Linked DNA regions of Homo sapiens: region 1 is linked to region 2. A link is a loop called in an ENCODE intact Hi-C map of the cell type or tissue named here. Cell type or tissue: heart left ventricle. All regions are shown on one strand. Links, peaks and the distances in the headings refer to the core of each region. The heading gives the core; the rest is flanking DNA. Region 1 holds the start of LINC02701 (long intergenic non-protein coding RNA 2701). Region 2 overlaps PPP6R3 (protein phosphatase 6 regulatory subunit 3).

Region 1 (8,332 bases), core at 299-8,298, 260 kb after region 2:
AAAGCCTCCCACTGCTACCGGCACTGGGCACTGCCAACAGCCCGCCAGGCTGCTTTACCTGTAAACTGCTCCGGAGGATTACCAATACGGTAGTTTCCTTTCGCCTGTTCTACACTGTACATCCTGTACCACAATTCCCATGCCTTTTGCTTCCTTCTTTCCCTCCTTTCCTATCTTCCCTCCTTTCCTACCTTCCCTCTGTCCCTCCCCTTTCCCCTCCCTCCTTTCCTCTTTCCTTTCCTCCCCTTCTCCTCCCCTTCTCCTCCCCTTCTCCTCTCCTCTCCTCTCCTCTCCTCTCCTCTCCTCTCCTCTCCTTCCTTCCTTCCCTTCTGTCTGCATTTGGTCAGTTACTCTCTACCTTTTTGTTGCTGTTCTCACACCATTGGGCCCTATTTTCATTTTGATTTCTTACTCTTTAAAAGAAAAAAAGTAGCCGGGTGCAGTGGCTCACGCCTGTAATCCCAGCACTTTGGGAGACCGAGGTGGGTGGATCACCTGAGGTCCGGAGTTGGAGACCAGCCTGACCAACACGGAGAAACCCTGCCTCTACTAAAAATACAAAATTAGCTGGGCGTGGTGGCGCATGCCTGTAATCCCAGCTACTCCGGAGGCTGAGGCAGGGGAATGGCTTGAACCCGGGAGGCGGAGGTTGCTGTGTGCCGAGATCGTGCCATTGCACTCCAGCCTGGGCAACGAGAACAAAACTTCGTCTCAAAAAAAAAAAAAAAAAAAAAAAAAAAAAAAATATATATATATATATATATATATAAAGAGAGAGTCATCATTCCAGCATCGCCCCTGCCTTCTCCTCCCCAGATTCCACTAGAGGAATGTCTAGTGGGGACTCTCCTCTAGCCCCATTCATGTTGAGTGTGAGCACACGCATGCACACATATGCACACACATGCGCACACACGCACAGGCACACACACACCCGTGAAGGCATGTAGGCCAGCCCTTTATGGCTTTATCTCCCCGTGTTTTTTTTTGTGTGTGTGTTTTTTGTTTTTTTGTTTTTGAGACAGAGTTTCGCTCTGTCTCCCAGGCTGGAGTGCAGTGGCCCAATCTCGGCTCACTGCAAGCTCTGCCTCCCGGGTTCACGCGATTCTCCTGCCTCAGCCTCCCGAGTAGCTGGGACTACAGGCACCTGCCACCACGCATGGCTAATTTGTTTTTTGTATTTTTAGTAGAGACGGGGTTTCACTGCATTAACCAAGACGGTCTCAATCTCCTGACCTCATGATCTGCCTGCCTTGGCCTCCCAAAGTGCTGGGATTACAGGCATGAGCCACTGCGCCTGGCCTATCTCCCCGTGTTTTAGACAACCCATGTTTCAGTTCAATTGCCCATTCCAATTTTTTGCCCAACTATTCCCCTGAGGATAACTCTCTGCCCATCGTTGGACATGATGGGGTGCACAGGATGTTCCTCGGGCTGAGGAAATGTGACCCCACCATCCAAATTGGTGCAGTGTCTTCTGTTCTCCTTCTTTTATGCACTCTGAGCATTTGCATCCACCACCAGGCAAGCCAAGCCCAGTCCCGAGCCGACACCCAGGGCTCCGGCATCAGCCTGACTTGCAGCTGTGTCCAGGGCCTACCCCAGGGAATTGGCCACACAGCCAGCAGCAATGTCTGTCTCTGTTGCTGGCTGACAGCACTGTCCTTATTGGCATTTTATGCCTCAGACGGTGCAAGAGAGACACTGACTAGGGGCATTTACTCACTTGCTATCATGAGGCAGAAATTTAAATAATAATAATAATAATAATCAGTACTGCATTTATTCACGCCAAGAAAAGTAAAAGCTAAGGCCCAGAATATGGCAAGGCAAAGGCTAAAAAGAAAAGAACAAGTTTTCCTCTTGCCTAGCAGCTCACTTTAAGGACAGTTAGAAGATAACGCTGTCCAAATAGCCAAGGCCAAAGGAATGGGCTCCAGACACCCCCCTCCCTTCCAGAGCAAGCTTGAAAGAAAAAAAAGAAAGACAGGTTCTTTTACTGTTACTCTTTTCCCAGGCTTCTTAAGCATGATTAGCATGATTATGTTTTACAAATGTCTGTATTTAGCCAGTTCTTGTTTTTCTTTCAATGCAGCTACAAGGCCACTGGCTAGGTCACAAATTATGTTATGCTATAGATTACGTGACCTGTTACTGTATGATTAACTGCTTTTATTTTGCTACTGCTTTTATTTTGCTCCTGTAAGGCTGTTTATAAAAACACTGCTCTTTGTTCAGGGCTCAGCTTTTGGATGTGAATCCTCTGAGCCGGTGCGTACCTAAAATAAACAAATCCTTCTGTACTGCAAATTGGTTTTTCCGTTCCTCAGTTTACCGCAACATTTTTGGCAACCACGAAGGGACTGGAGACGGCAGGCTTACTGTCTCCTTTGCCTCTGGGGGCTGGAGCGAGGGTCTCAGGAAACCTGTGACCCCAGGTGCCACCGGGAGAACTTCAGCCTGGGGGGGAGATCAGCTCTCCTGTGACCTGGCACCCCTACCCAGCAGCGAAACGGAACCTAAAGAGGGACTACAGGATGATTTCAGAAACAACGCGCTTCAGGAACCACAGTAAGGTTTTGGGGGCTCAAGGCAGGACCCGTCCCTTGGACAGAAGGGAGCCTGATCATCTCCCGGGGTGTGCCAAATAGTCCGAACCAGAGGGGCTGGGGGTGACTGGAGTGGCTTGTCAATTTGGATGAAACTCACACCCCGCCGACACAGGATGCAAGAGTGGCTCGCCAAGTCGGCTAGGGAACTGGAGGTGGCAAGAGTGGCTCGCCACCCCAACTGGGAACTAGAGGGGGCGAGAGTGGCTTGCCACCCCAGTTACAAACATGGGAACTGAAGGTGTGTGGAAGTGTGTGAATGAAAAGGCCTCATTAGGCGCATCAGCTGCGAAGTGAAGAGTCACAGATCCCTTAGTGTAGACTGTGTGCTCCGAGAAAGGGTGGGGCCGACTAAGACTAGTGGTGATCTGCATATGGCTAATAGGAGCTGCCCTACAGCTCAGAGTTGCAGCAGGAATAAGGACCTCTCCAAAGCCAAGCAGCATCTGAAAACCCCCATAATAGGAGACAGTGTGGTTGGTCGAAACGAGAGGAAGAGTGAGTAGGCAAGAGTGAATGTGCTGCGTTGTAAAGGGAGGAATGGGAGGAAAGTCATCAAAACATCAAAACTTACTCTGTGGGAGTGCATGTTACGGAACCTTAAGAAAGGTTTTGCAGGGGATTATAGAGTTAACCCCCTCAGAGGTTGAGAACTCTGGGTGAATTAGAATTGCCCTCTTCTGGTGTTGGATGGCTGACCGAAGGAACTACAGACAGGGAACAATTGGCCATGTATTTAAGGTGGTGACAAGGGTTGGAGAACAGCCAGTGTACCTGGATCAATTTCTTTATATTGACTCATAGTTAAATATAATATAGCCAAACCCAGCATTGATCCAGGCCTGTTTAACAGCTTATTGCAAAAAAAACCAAAAGTGAAAATAAGAGCAGCTTTGCCGGCAGACACAGAGTTAAAAGGGAATCCCAGAGACAGCAAGAGAAGCCAGTTTTACAGGAGCCACCAAAGGTAACAGAAATTCTTCCTCCATATATCCCAGCCTACCCCCGCTTTACCGAGGCCGACAGCCCCCCCAGGAACCAGATTCAGGAGCTAACATGCCCCAGGTCTCACCTCGAAGGGGAGGATCAGAGCCTTGAGAGGCCAGGAAGGAGGTCAAGATAGTCAAGTGGGCCATCTCAGATCTGGCCGTGCTGGAGCTATGCAAATGCCTCTCAGGGGGACACGAGGACCTATCTATTATGATGACCAGGATCCCAACTAGGACCCAGAGGATGAAACTCAGCTTCAGCGTTTGCAGAGGTACCAAGAGGCACTTCTGCAGGGGCTACGAGTTGGTAGAAGGAAAGCAATGAATATAAAGAAGATTTCAGAAGTGCTTCAAGGAGCTGATGAGAGCCTAAGTCAGTTTTATAAGAGACTCTGTGAAGCATTCCGGCTTTGTACCCCATTTAACTGTGAGGCTGCTGAACATCAGCCTATGGGGAATACTTCATTCGTAGGGCAAGCCCAGGGTGACATCAAGTGGAAGCTGCAGGCATGAATACCACCCAGTCCATAAAAGTGGCCACCACGGTGTATGTTAACTGTGACCAAGGAACAAAACGGGAAAGAGCAAAAGCCACAAGCGCGGCAGCTAAGCACGCCCACCATTAAGTTCCTCTCCCCAGCCCGGCTCTATCTGGAAAAAGAAGGGGCCAGGGACTTGGCGCCAGGAGAAGAGCAAAGGAAAAGGAAAGGAGAAAGTAACAGTAAGTGTGAGAAGGGAAAGAAGAAAGTAAAAAGGAAATCAGAAAAAAACAGGAGAGACAGGCGGCAGTGCACGGGGGCGGGGCCCGTGCCGTTGTCCGGCCCCACCGGCTGGCCGCAAGAGCAGAACTCAGGAAAGAAAAAGGAAAGTAAATTGAAGGCTTAAGAAAAAGGCCAATCTGTTGTCAACAGCTCTTATGGAAAGGGAGATTAGCAATGTGAGAGGACGTGGATGCGGACGTAGACGTGGAAAAAAGTCAAGTTAGGAATGGATTCAAGAGCCAGACAAGGTGGGCGCCTGTGATCCCAGCTACTCGGGAGGCTGAGGCAGGGGAATGGCGTGAACCCGGGAGGCGGAGTTTGCAGTGAGCCGAGATCGCGCCACTGCACTCCAGCCTGGGAGACACAGCGAGACTCCGTCTCAAAAAAAAAAAAAAGAAAAGAAAAAGAAAAAGAAAGAGATTAATGTGCGCGATGCAAAAAGAAAGGACACTGGAAGGATGAGTGTTCAGAAGGCAATGAGGGAAATAGCCAAGACCACGAGACAAAGAGGCCATCGGCCAAGGGCTGCCGCACCTTGGGGAACCAAATACTGATCTGATCAGGCTGGCAGGAGCCGAAGGACGTAAGGAACAGGACAGACCGGGAACCTTCTCATTAGGCACCCAGGGGCCCATGGTCACATTAGAAGTTAAAGGCAGCAGGATTCTGCTGTATCTGGATTCCAATTTCTCACTGATGGCTAAGCCACTAGATGGAGTTACAAAAGGGGAAGAAAAAGAACCCCTCCTCTGGGAAACAGCAGGAGAAGGAGCCCTGCCTGGTGAAAACTTGCTTATAGACTTCACAGAACCTCCCCGTGCCGGAGGTTATTGGTTCATGCTAGTGCTTGTTTGCACCTTTTCAGGGTAAGTTAAAGCTTTCCCCACCAGGACAGAAAAAGTACAAGAAGTGACTAAAGTACTGTTAAAAGACATTATTCCCAGGTTTAGACTGCCTCTAACTTTAAAGTCAGACAATAGGCCAGCATTTGTAGCTGAAATAGTGCGAGATTTAACAAGACTGTTAAAAATAAAATGGAAGTTACACACGGCCTACTGGCTGCAAAGTTCAGGAGAAGGTGGAAGGCGTGAACCGGACACTCGAGCAGCTACTGAAGAAATATTGCCAGGAAATTCATTTAAGATAGAATCAGGTTTTTGGCTATGGTCCTCCTCTGAGTCAGGTGCACCCCCACCAAACAAACTGGGTATTTGCCCTATAAGATTTTTTTTGGTCGGCCACTCCTACATCATAGGTCAAATTAAAGGTGACCTCCAGGAACTAGGGGAATTAACTTTAAGAAAGCAAATGCAGGTTTTTGAAACAGCCAAAGTGTTCATAATTAGGTACATGAAAATGCCTATAAGCCCGACACCCTTTTAAATCTAGTGACGCTGTTTAGGTTAGAAAGTAAAACCTAATTTCTCTAGGATCCATATAGGATGGGTCCTATATCGTAATCTTGTCCATTCCCACTGCTGTTTAACTTGCAGGTGTTATGTCTTGGATCCACCACAGTCGGCTAACACTGGCAGCTCAGGACAAGTGAACCAGCCAGCAGGACCCAGATCATCCAACCTGGCTGATCCTTAGATGAGACCGAGTTGCTGCTGAGGACAACAGCCCTGCTCTAGTCACTCTGGAGGCTGACTAGTCTACGCACGGCTGAAACTTGAGGACTTGTCAAGCAAGTAATGTAGCTAAAATCTTAAGACTAGTGGTTTTCGTGTACACTAACTGTTTTACTATTGTTCTGTCGCTGTGCTCAACCTTTTTCCCAGGTAAGGACCTTTTTTGTCCTTGCTGGATATGAATATGCTGTACATTGTTTTGTTGTTACCCCCCTTAACCATGTAGAAGAAACACCTACAGAAGGTGTCCCCACTGTACACATACTACTTGGTCAGGGAACAGTATAACTAGAACCCTATTGCACTATACTTATTATGAGTGTACAGGGACTCGCTTAGGAACTTGTACTTATAATCAAACCACCTATTCAACCTGTGACCCAGGAAATGGCCAGCCTTATATATGCTATGACCCTAAGTGTTTACCTGGGACTTGGTTTGAGATTCATACCGAGTCAAAGGGAGGAAGTTTTGTAAGTTGAACCCAAGCCTCTCTTCCCGGGGGCGGGGGGTGGGGTGGCTATATCCATATACTTTGATATTTGTCAGTTAACATCCATGAACCAGAGATTGTGAACTATCTCACAATCTCTGGTCCTACAGGGTACTATACAAACTGCCAGTACAAAATTGCATGTGCACCCCGTTTGCCCCTCCGAGGCCCTAGCGATAGCTTGCTGGAACCGCACAACGCAGTTCACTGACCGATCATCACCGAGGCTAAAGCCAATCTTGCTCATCAAAGTGCCAGCAAAACCGGATTGTAAGACAAGCACTTGCAATCCTGTAAATCTTACTATCTTAAAGCCAGATCTACCTATATAGACTGCAGGTTACTCCATGGCATTACAAAGCTACAGTCAAAAAACTAAAATAACTTTGTATATTCTAAAGAGGACTCAAACCAAGCGGTCAGCTCAGCAGCAATTCCGAGTCTTTAAGTCATTCTTTGAGCATATAAACCAAAAGTTACCAGAGCCTCCTCCTTTAGCCAAAAACCTATTTGCTCAGCTGGCTAAAAACATTGCATGCAGCCTAGGCATTTCCTCATGTTATGTTTGTAGAAGGACTAACATGGGAGACTAATAGCCTCAGGAAGCAAAAGAGTTAATGCCTCAAGATAACTTTACTCTGACTCTCTCTTTCCCCAAACAGACACGCACAAGTTCAAGCGTCTAGCTCTTAAAAACTTCTATTATTAGCAGATACTGTGTTGCTCCCTAGGGAAAAGTTTTTACAGACCCAGTAGGAGAACTAACCTGCTTAAGACAGCAATATTATAATGAAACATTAAGGAAAACTTTGTGGCAGGGCAGAGATGACTACAAAGCACCTCATCCAAATCTGTTCTCCTGTTTCTCTTCTCTAAACCACACTTGGTATCAACTTGAAGCTCCAAATACTTGGCAAGCACCCCCCGTCTTTATTGGATCTGTAGGCTACAGGCATATTGACAGTTGCCAGTTAAATGGACAGAGGTGTGCTTAGAACGATTAGACCATCTTTCTTCCTACTCCCACTGCAACAGGGAAAAACTTCAAGGTACCCTGTCTATGATGAAGTTAGAAGAAGAAACAAAAGAGATGCAGACACAAAGAGGTATAAAAATAAGAGATTGAAAAGGCACAAATTAGCCCCCTGAAAAAATAATTCCATACTATAGGCCAGCTACCTGGGCACAAGATAGGTCATAGGGAGACCGCACTCCTATCTACATGCTTAACCGTATCATAAGATTGCAGGCAGAACTTGAAATCATCACCAATGAAACAACAAATGCATTAGATGTACTGGCCCAGCAAACCACAACATTGAGAAACGCTACCTATCAGAACAGATTAGCTTTAGACTACCTCCTAGCCCAGGAAGGAGGAGTATGTGGAAAGTTCAGTCTAACTAATTGTTGCCTGGACATCGATGACAGCGGAAAAGCAATTATAGAAATAACTGCAAGAATGAGAAAATTAGCCAGTGTTCCAGTTCAAACTTAGAAAAGGTGATCCCCAGATTCTCTCTTTGGAGACTGGTTTTCATTTTTTGGAGAGTTCAAGACTTTAATAGGAGTAGTGCTGGCCACACTGGGAAGCTGCATAATACTCCATTGTCTCTTACCTTTCCTTGTTAGAAGTATTCAATCAACTATAGAGGCAATAGTAGCCAGGCAAACTACAACTCAGCTAATAGCTCTGTGTAAATATCAACCTTTGTCTAAAGAAGAAAACTTGTCTCTTCAGGCAGAACTAAGTAATAGTGATGCCTTTTATTAAACTTATTTCATAAAAGGCATCAAAGGGGAGAAACTGAGGCAGAAATTTAAATAATAATAATAATAAATACTGCAT
Region 2 (8,332 bases), core at 326-8,325:
TTAGAAGTAACTTAATACTCTAAAATTTATATGGAAAAATGAAGGTTCCCAAATTGCTTAGAGGTAACCAAAAGGGAAGATTGAAAAAGGGACTTGCCCTGCCAGATAGTCACGCTGCAAAGTCACAGTGATTGGAACAGTTTTGATATTAGTGTCCAAACAGGTACAGGTGTCAGTGTGATGAAATAGAGGGATTAATAATGGGGAAGGGAGAGGAAGGGCTGGTTCACCAAAAGGAAAAGTCAGGCAAGATCCTCCCTAATCTACATTCTAAAACAACTCCAGCTGGATTAAAAGACAATAAGAAAAACATGTGCAGTGCTTTCTGTGGACCAGGCCCTGCTCTCTACACTCTCCATGTGTGGTAGCTCATGGATTATTCTTAGGAACCCTATAAGATAGGTACTGGGATTATTATCCCTGCTTTTCAGGTGAGGAAACTGAGGCACTAGAGTTAAGTGATGAGGCCGGAGGCCAGAGTCTCATGATGGTTAATAAAAGAAATACAGAATGTCTTTTTAACCTGTGTGCAGAAAGGGACTTCTGTATCTATCTCATCTGTCTGTCATCTATCTATCTATCTGTCTGTCTGCCTATCTAATCTATCATCTGTCAGTCTATATCTAATCTAGATTTTTTTTTTTTTAACACGAGGTCTCGCTCTGTTGCCCAGGCTGGAATGCAGTGGCACAATCATAGCTCACTGTAACTTCCAACTCCTGAGCTCCAGCAGTCCTCCCACCTCAGTATCCCAAGTAGCTGGAACTACAGTTGTGTGCCACCACTCCTGGCTTAATTTTTTTGTTTGTTTACTTTTTTATTTTTGTGGCCCAGGCTGATCTCAAACTCCTGGCTTCAAGTGAGCCTCCTTCCTCGGCAGGACTTCTTTAAAAAAAAAAAAAAAAGCCTTCAAAAACAGAAACTATAATGCAAAGAGTTGAGTTAGATTATATTAAAGTTAAGAATTTCTGGTTGATAAAATGCTGCAGACAAAATTAAGAGGCTGATGGCAAACTGAAAAAAACATCTGTAGTAGCTAAATCAACAAGAGACTGACATTATATATTCAAGGACTTCCTATAAACTAGTAAGAAGAAGAAAACCCAAATTAGAAAATTGGCAAAAGATAAGTTTATAGACAAGCCTTAAAAGCTAAAACAAACAAACAAACAAAAATGCTCAAAACTCATCAGAGAATTATAAACGATAACAATATAGGACTTGATACTCTTCTTACACGAGCAGCAGTTAAAGGTGGATGATGTTGAGTGGCGGTGGGCTGCAGCCTGCGGGGCCCTGGTGGCCTGCTGGTGAGGAATACAGACCAGGGCAGTCATTCTGGGTAGTAGCGTGGGCTTCTTTGTAGGTAGAAAAATGGCCTACAACTCTTCACTCCTGGGTGTCAAGTACTGAGAAACGCCCAGACAGGTCTGCCAGGGGCCGTGGACAGTGATGGTCGTCACAGCACCCTGCATGGAAGTGTGAGGTGGAGGGCAGCTTTGGTTGGGAGAAGCCATGTAGAGTGGTAGGTGCACGCCACGGGTGCTGTGCCACAGTCAGTGGGGACAGTGGGTCTCCCCGACTTGCTGAGTTAAGAGGTAAATACAATGAGATGTAGAGTTGAATCCATCCCAGTTAGCGACTCAGAATACACATTGTGTTATGACTATTTTTTAAAGAATTAGAATTAGAAACACATTAGTTGCTTTGAAGGGAAAGGAGTGGAGAATGGGGATGAAGAAGAGTAACTTTACAAAGAAGGAACCAGGTAATTCAGATGATCACTAAATCATATGATTTTAACTCATTTTCCTACTTATAAATTGCTTGGAACTATCTGGAAACGACCCAAGAATGCATCCTAATATGAGATTTTTCATAAGCAAAATCCAGGACAGAATCAGCTCTGAGTGATGGACCTTTCACTCTTATTAGTGCCATTGTGATTATGTAAAAAGGGGAATCCCAGACTGAATAGGCAGAGTCTAAATTTCTAGCCCACAGAGCTGAGGAGAGTGTCTCTTGTGTCTTTCTCCACCAAGAACCATCTAAGGGGGAAAAACAGTCCTTCTGGGTCTCATTTTACCCAAATCCTCTGTGTCCTTAGGATCAGCTCTTGGCCCCCTCTTCTCCCTCTGGCGTTTGTGCTTCTCACACATTGTTCGAGGGCAACTCGAGGAGCCGTGAAATCCGATGCAGTCAACACGGTGACCTCATGTGACTGAGGCTTCCAGCCAGCAAGCTGATGGGGTCTGTCTTGCTGCTTTAATGGTGGGCTTGGCCCCAAAAGCAAAGTGCTTTAACTAAAGACTCATTCCTTCAAACAGGTTCTTTGACACCTTCACCGAGTCTGCAGTTTTGCTTACGTGCAGTCGTGGACATATTATTCCCCCAAATTCCTCATTTCTAGGAGTATTCTGAAACTCTTGTACATTTCTTTTTCTGTTTTGCACACTGGGCTTCAGAGTGTTGAAATCCTATCGGTATGTACAGTGTTATGGGACCGTTCTTTATCAGACGCCAGCCACATTACATTGTCCCTGTTTTGGTTCCCACCTGTGTGCGACCCTTTCCTTTTGTGATTCCCCAGTCACTGTCTGTGGTTGTGTGATCGTGCACCCTGCGCATGCTCAGTCCCAGGATGCTTTGCCTCCGCGGCAGTCATGACTCCAGAGCCATCTGCATGTGACCTCATCCTCTGGTGCCTAGGTGCTGGTCCCTAGGGTGTTTGATGTGCCTGTCATCCTCTTTACTGCAGTGAGGAAGGGAAACTGTCTACCTCTCAAGATGCTGCTTGTAAAGACGCAGAGGAGTGTCCCGAGACTGCAGAGGCGAAGTGCGCGGCGCCCAGGCCTCCCAGCAGCAGTCCCGAGCAGAGGTAACCACCCGCCTCCTCAAACCCACCCAGGCCCTGCCCTGACCTTGCCTGTTGCTTCCTGGGAGTTGGGAGGGGACTATAGGGATCGTTTACAGCTGTGCTCAAGTCTTAGGCCGCTGACCTGGCAGGACAGGGTTTTCTCAGTCCTTAATGAGCTGAGTCCGACTGAGCTGAGAACTTAGAAACAGCAGTTCCTCTCCTTAGCGCAGAAACTGAAAACCAGTTTTTAGAGACTCTTTAACATCACTCGCTCTTTTAGAAGTGGCTCCGAACAGAGGGGTCTCCTCACCCTTGTTGTTGAGGTACTGAGCTGAGGGTGGCATTGAGCCCCTCCAGGACTTGAGTTCTCATTGGCCCCACTAAAGTCATCCAGCCGCCAGGCACGAGCAGATCGTGGTGCCTATTTGCCCACATTCCTGCCCTGTGTGACACAAGGAGAACTTGCTGGAGCCCTTTCATACATGTAGCTAAATAATTCTTAGTGCTTAAGTGACTCCCTGTAATCTTAAGTATGAAATGCCCACTCCCAGAGCTGTGTGACTTAGAATGTGATGTTTTGTTTCTAGTCACTTTTTGCTTAGCCTGAGCCAGTGGTCTGAAGGGATGGGCCAGTCTAAGTCTCAGCCACCCGGAGCCCATGCCAGGCCCTTAGCAAGACTGAGCATGGCCCAAAGATGAGGCTGCACCCCTGGGCCACAGGAAGCTTTGTTCAGCACTTCCCACAATCAACTTCTGTGAACAAATGTAGCTAAGATTGTATATTCCTTCCATAAGGAATAAAATGACCTTTAAAGCTATTTCAGAGAAGTTTTAACCCCCCACCCCCACCCCATCCTCCCCCAAATCTTGCCAGCATTGTATGAGAGCATAACCAGTGGGAACCAGCAGGGAGCACTCTTTGTTGGTCCAAAATCCTGTATTCACAGTGTAGCAAGCTGTTTGTGTTCCTCCTGTGGAAATTGTAGCCAAAATAAAGCCTTTGTTTTTGTGATTAGAAATATTTTTTTTGCATATAAAACAAACAAATTAAGAACTATTTGAGCATGTTGGCTCTAGTGAAGGCTTTTGGGGGAAGAGGCAGGGTGGCCCTCTAGCACTGGGAAGCTGCCTCAACTCTGCTTCTACGGATTGGGCAAGTCACTCTCTTTCTTGGGGTTTCAATGTATTTTTTAATGGTCCTTTATAGGTCTCATTCCCAATCAATTATTTCAGCTCTCTGATTTCTACCTATAAATTTCCTTTATATTGAGGGCTGCCTAGGCAGGATCGTCCAGGTCTATCCCAGTTTGGGGCAGTTGCTTCAGGGGAATATTCTTGGTTTCTCTGTCATAAGGATGCACAAGGCTCTGGAGTCATTTCCTTGGCTTTCTGAGCACAGAAGAATTGTTTGCATAAGGGGAAGCCACTTGCTCTCCTCTGTGGCTGGGAATGCCTGCTCTGAAGAGCCCTGCCCTAACCTGCCGGGCCAAGGGATGGAGGAAAAGATGGGGTCAGCCAGTGGAAGAAGAGGGGCATCACTTGGGTCCATGCCTTTATCCATCTGTCCTTCTTTCCTCTGACACACGTTTGTGTGTGGTGGCCACTGGTCTAGGCCGGGTCATAAAGCTGCAGCACACGGACACCCAGTGGTCTCGGGGCATACTAGAGGCACATTCATCAAGAAGCCACGAAGAAGGGACAGGGGTCCATGTGAGCTGGGGTGCGGGGGAGAGGATCTCTGAGGTGACGTTGGAGTGGGCATTAGGGCAGACCTAGAGTGCGTCCTAGATTGCACGTGTTCTAAAGTGACGTATGACAGCATGGGATATTGAAGCTCACCCGTCTTTCCTGTGTGGTTCCCGTCCCAGCCAGATACCACAGTTCCTTGGATTGGCAGGCGCGCTGTTTCCTGTCACACTTAAAGATCTGCATTGCCACATGATCTCACTTTTCACAGCTGTTTTATCAAGCATGTCCTTTGTGCTTCTGATGTGCTGAGCATGCTGCACACATTATGTACTTATTTCATATGTATACTAGTGAAGCCCTGTGGGGCGTGGGGAGGGTTCTTTTCCCATTTTACAGAGGAGAAAACAGAACTGAGAGGGGCTAAGAAATCTACTTATAAGATCACTCAGCTTGTTTAAGTGAAGGCAAGTTAGTTATATACCAGTTATGTCTAGTTCCAGAAGTCTCGATTCCTATGTCTCTCATACACGGAGCCACCATCAGATGTAAGTAAGTGAGCAGAGTGGATTGTGTGTGCAGAGCTGACTTTTTGGCTCACTGTATAACCAGCAGGTATAAGGCATGAGTAGCATTCTAGCTGTAAATTGTGAATGCTAGTGGAAAAGTGCTTGTGGGCATCCCAGTTACGGCCCTAAGCACCCTTTCCCAAGTCTGCTTGATACAATTTTGGTCAAGCCTTCCCGAATAGGTTATATATTCAGGTTGTAATTTTGGCAGGAAGGCAAAACCTGGACACTTTGTTATATACTGTCCCACCTGTTATTCCCTCCCAGTTTTGAGCCTAACATTTGCTTTGTGGGACATGTTCTTCAAGTGGACACCTTTTTTTTTTTTTCCAGTAGTTTATTTGCAAACCTCCTTTCCTTTCCTTTTTTCCCCCCTTTCCTAGTAGCAGAATCCTGTTTCCAAGTGAAATAGTATGTGGATTCCAATCTGTGGGTCACATAAAAGCTTTCTTGAAGGAGCGGTGAACACATAGCTCCTGAAGGCTCTGGAAGCCACAGTTTATACCCCACTGACCTAGTCACTCCCTGTGCTTCTTGGAGGCCGCGGTGGGGCGGTTCTCCCAGAGCATTTGCTCTGCTGCTGCCCTTGCTGAATGCCTGCTCACCCGGTGATGAAGCTTAGATGCACTCACTCAGATTTTTCTAGAGCTTTTGCTCCATTCATTTACATATCATTTTATTAAAAACTTACTAAGTTCAAAACAATGTTAAAATAAGTTGTCCCTGCCCTTGGGGAGCTCAGCTAAGTAGGTTTTGTTTTTCATATTTCTGCTGCAAGTGCCTCCGATGCCTGTCTGTTGCTCCTTAGGACTGGCCAACCAAGCGCACCAGGTGACACTTCAGTGAATGGCCCTGTATGACGGGTGACGTCTGCTGCTGCTGACTGAGGACTGCAGACCGCCACCACTCAGGGGCTCTGGAGGGGTCAGCTGGAGCCCACCAAGCTGTCACTGCTGCACTCACTCTGCAAGGGATCAGGACCAGCAACCTTTATATTCTAGATTCTAAGACATTGTACAGAGAAATTCAGAAGTGTAAAAATATTGCACATTGACAAATACCAAGAATTTTTGCGTATGTTTATATTGTATTGTTCTAAATAATGGGTAGCCTGTGAAATAAGATCTTGCCACCCATGTAATAATAGTAGTAATACTATAGTTAAAATGGCTGTAAGAATAGTTTTATAAAAGTGAATACACAGATCTATTGTATTTGAAACATAACTTTGACAATTATTAGTGTGACCAAAGTATTAGGCGGTTTTCATACATTTTTCACCTTGTACAAAATTATGAATTCATTTTTCCTCCAGGCCGACAAGGAGTTGTAGAATGAAAATGCCCTCTAAGTGTTATTTTGGTTGTTCTAACTTACAAAAGTGATTTTGAATAAGAAATATTTGGTGTTCTTTTTATAACCAGTTTTTGATTGGTAATTGTTTTCTGTATTGTTTAAAACGGATCAAAAATGTAAGTCTATTGGTAGAGATTAAGTAAAGTATTTATTGCTACATCATAGTTGATAAATTGATGTTATCGTAAAGCCATATGTTCTGTTCAAGTCTTGTTTGCTTGAAATGATTATTCCTACAAGTGAAACACTAGACTATTTGGAGTGTATATGGCTTGTGTTTTGGGATTTTTTTTTTTTTTTTTTGGCTTTTGTTTTTGTTTGTTTTTTTGTTTCATTTGGTAGTTCATCTGCCTTTTAACCCATTCACCAAAATTTACCTTGTTAACAAGCATCACCAATGAACATTTCAGAGCAATCTGCATATTTAACAGACCTAAAATAAATCCTATTAGGCAAGTCAGTTGAAAATGCTCGTGCTGCTAATGGAATTAGAGTGCGTTCATTTTACAGGCTAGTATTTTAAAAGTAGAAATCAAAATCTGGCACCGAAGCATGCTAATTGTTTACTGTACCTTGTGAGGTTTTCACTCATAAATTTAAACCAGTGTATTTTTTTAGAACTGGTTTGTGTATATATATAGTGATTATGGATACTAATTCAATGTAATTTATAATTTTCTATGTCAATACAAAAATACATCACAGCCTTCTCAAACAGCTCAAGCAATATATTGTATATTGCCATATCGTCTGGTGAAAGGGTTAAATTACTTCACCTCTTGCACTTTTAGATGCAAATCAGTTTTTCATTTCTGTAATAGAAAATTATTCACGTATTTTTACATCATTTGTTTTTCCTGACCAGTATTTAAAACCAAAAGGATATTCTGAAAAATGGCCAACAATTTTTTTAGAAGTAGCATCCCAAGCAGCGTGCCTAAACATTACATTGCATATGGAAATAAAAGAATCAAACGTCTAATGCCTTATTATTTCTGATTTCCTTTTTCATTTTAAGTGGTGTGGAGATTCCAGCACTCCCAGGACAGTGGAGTCAGCAGTAAGCCCTGGGACAGGTGGCAAGGGTGGGTCCCTTGACCTTTGCACGCCTCCTCAGGAACCCCCTTTCCCGGGTGAGCCCCTCTCTGAAGAGACTGTCCTTGGGCCTCCTCTGGAAGCAGCACCCCCAGAGGACAGGGCTCCTCCTGCTTGCCTCAGGGCTGCCTGACTTGAATGGCGTTGGACCTCGGGGATTACTGGTAGATAATATGCTCTGGTCTCGCCTGGTGGTGAGTTTTGCCAGCCATGGCCAGGGTTTGGCTCCACTGGTGGCACACGTGGCCTCCGTGGTATGGACCTGGTGGCTTCTCCATCCCACTGTGGCCTCTGTGGTATGGACCTGGTGGCTTCTCCATCCTACCCAAGGTAACAGTGTCTTGCTTCATCCCACTGACTGCTGGGAGAGAGCCTCTGGGACTTTTCTTTGGGGCATCATTTTGTTTTGTCTTTCGTAGCAGGGAAAGGATATGACAATGGGGAGGACAGTTCTTTTGGAGGTTGGAGGGGCCAAGCCAAGGACAGGAGCAAGTGTGCCCTCATTTTGTTTCTACTTTTAATTTCTGTGTGTTGGCCATACTGAATTATGAGACTAACAGATGTCTACAATACAATACCTGTATTCAAAATAACAAAAATAAAGCCTGATTCTTTGTTTCTAGAAATCTCTTGTACCTTGCTTGGATTTTTAATGGGTTGATGTGTCCTGCCATTAGGTCCCGTGTTACACTAGGTCCTGTGTGAGAAAGACTGCACTGCACTGTGTGAGAGAGTGGCCTCTGGGATCAGGGGCTCATCCTCCCCACTG

What was found. Hi-C counts contacts between places; a loop is a spot of excess contacts. Peaks named below come from ENCODE experiments on the same cell type or tissue, not always from the same donor. Only the 100,000 strongest peaks of a DNase experiment are listed, where the experiment ranks them.
Region 1: a loop joins it to region 2, with 1.9 times the contacts of the local background. A loop is called at or near these places in 4 of 110 quality-filtered maps.

The regions. Positions count from the first base shown.
Region 1 is chr11:68,865,691-68,874,022 of GRCh38, forward strand. LINC02701 (long intergenic non-protein coding RNA 2701) reads left to right here and starts at 2,670. Exons shown (of 2, transcript XR_950253.3): 1 at 2,670-5,225; 2 at 5,853-8,332. In heart left ventricle, for the core only: CTCF peaks have their summits at 4,087, 4,286 and 5,102 (motif pointing right); no DNase peak of the experiment used is centred there; H3K4me3 peaks cover 1,270 bases; H3K27ac peaks cover 500 bases.
Region 2 is chr11:68,607,146-68,615,477 of GRCh38, forward strand. PPP6R3 (protein phosphatase 6 regulatory subunit 3) reads left to right here. Exons shown (of 24, transcript NM_001164161.2): 23 at 2,759-2,878; 24 at 5,921-8,189. The coding sequence ends at 5,972. Among named protein-coding and RNA genes, the nearest start is that of GAL, 73 kb to the right of the region's middle. RefSeq lists enhancers at 2,348-2,849, 2,850-3,349. In heart left ventricle, for the core only: a CTCF peak has its summit at 3,766 (motif pointing right); no DNase peak of the experiment used is centred there.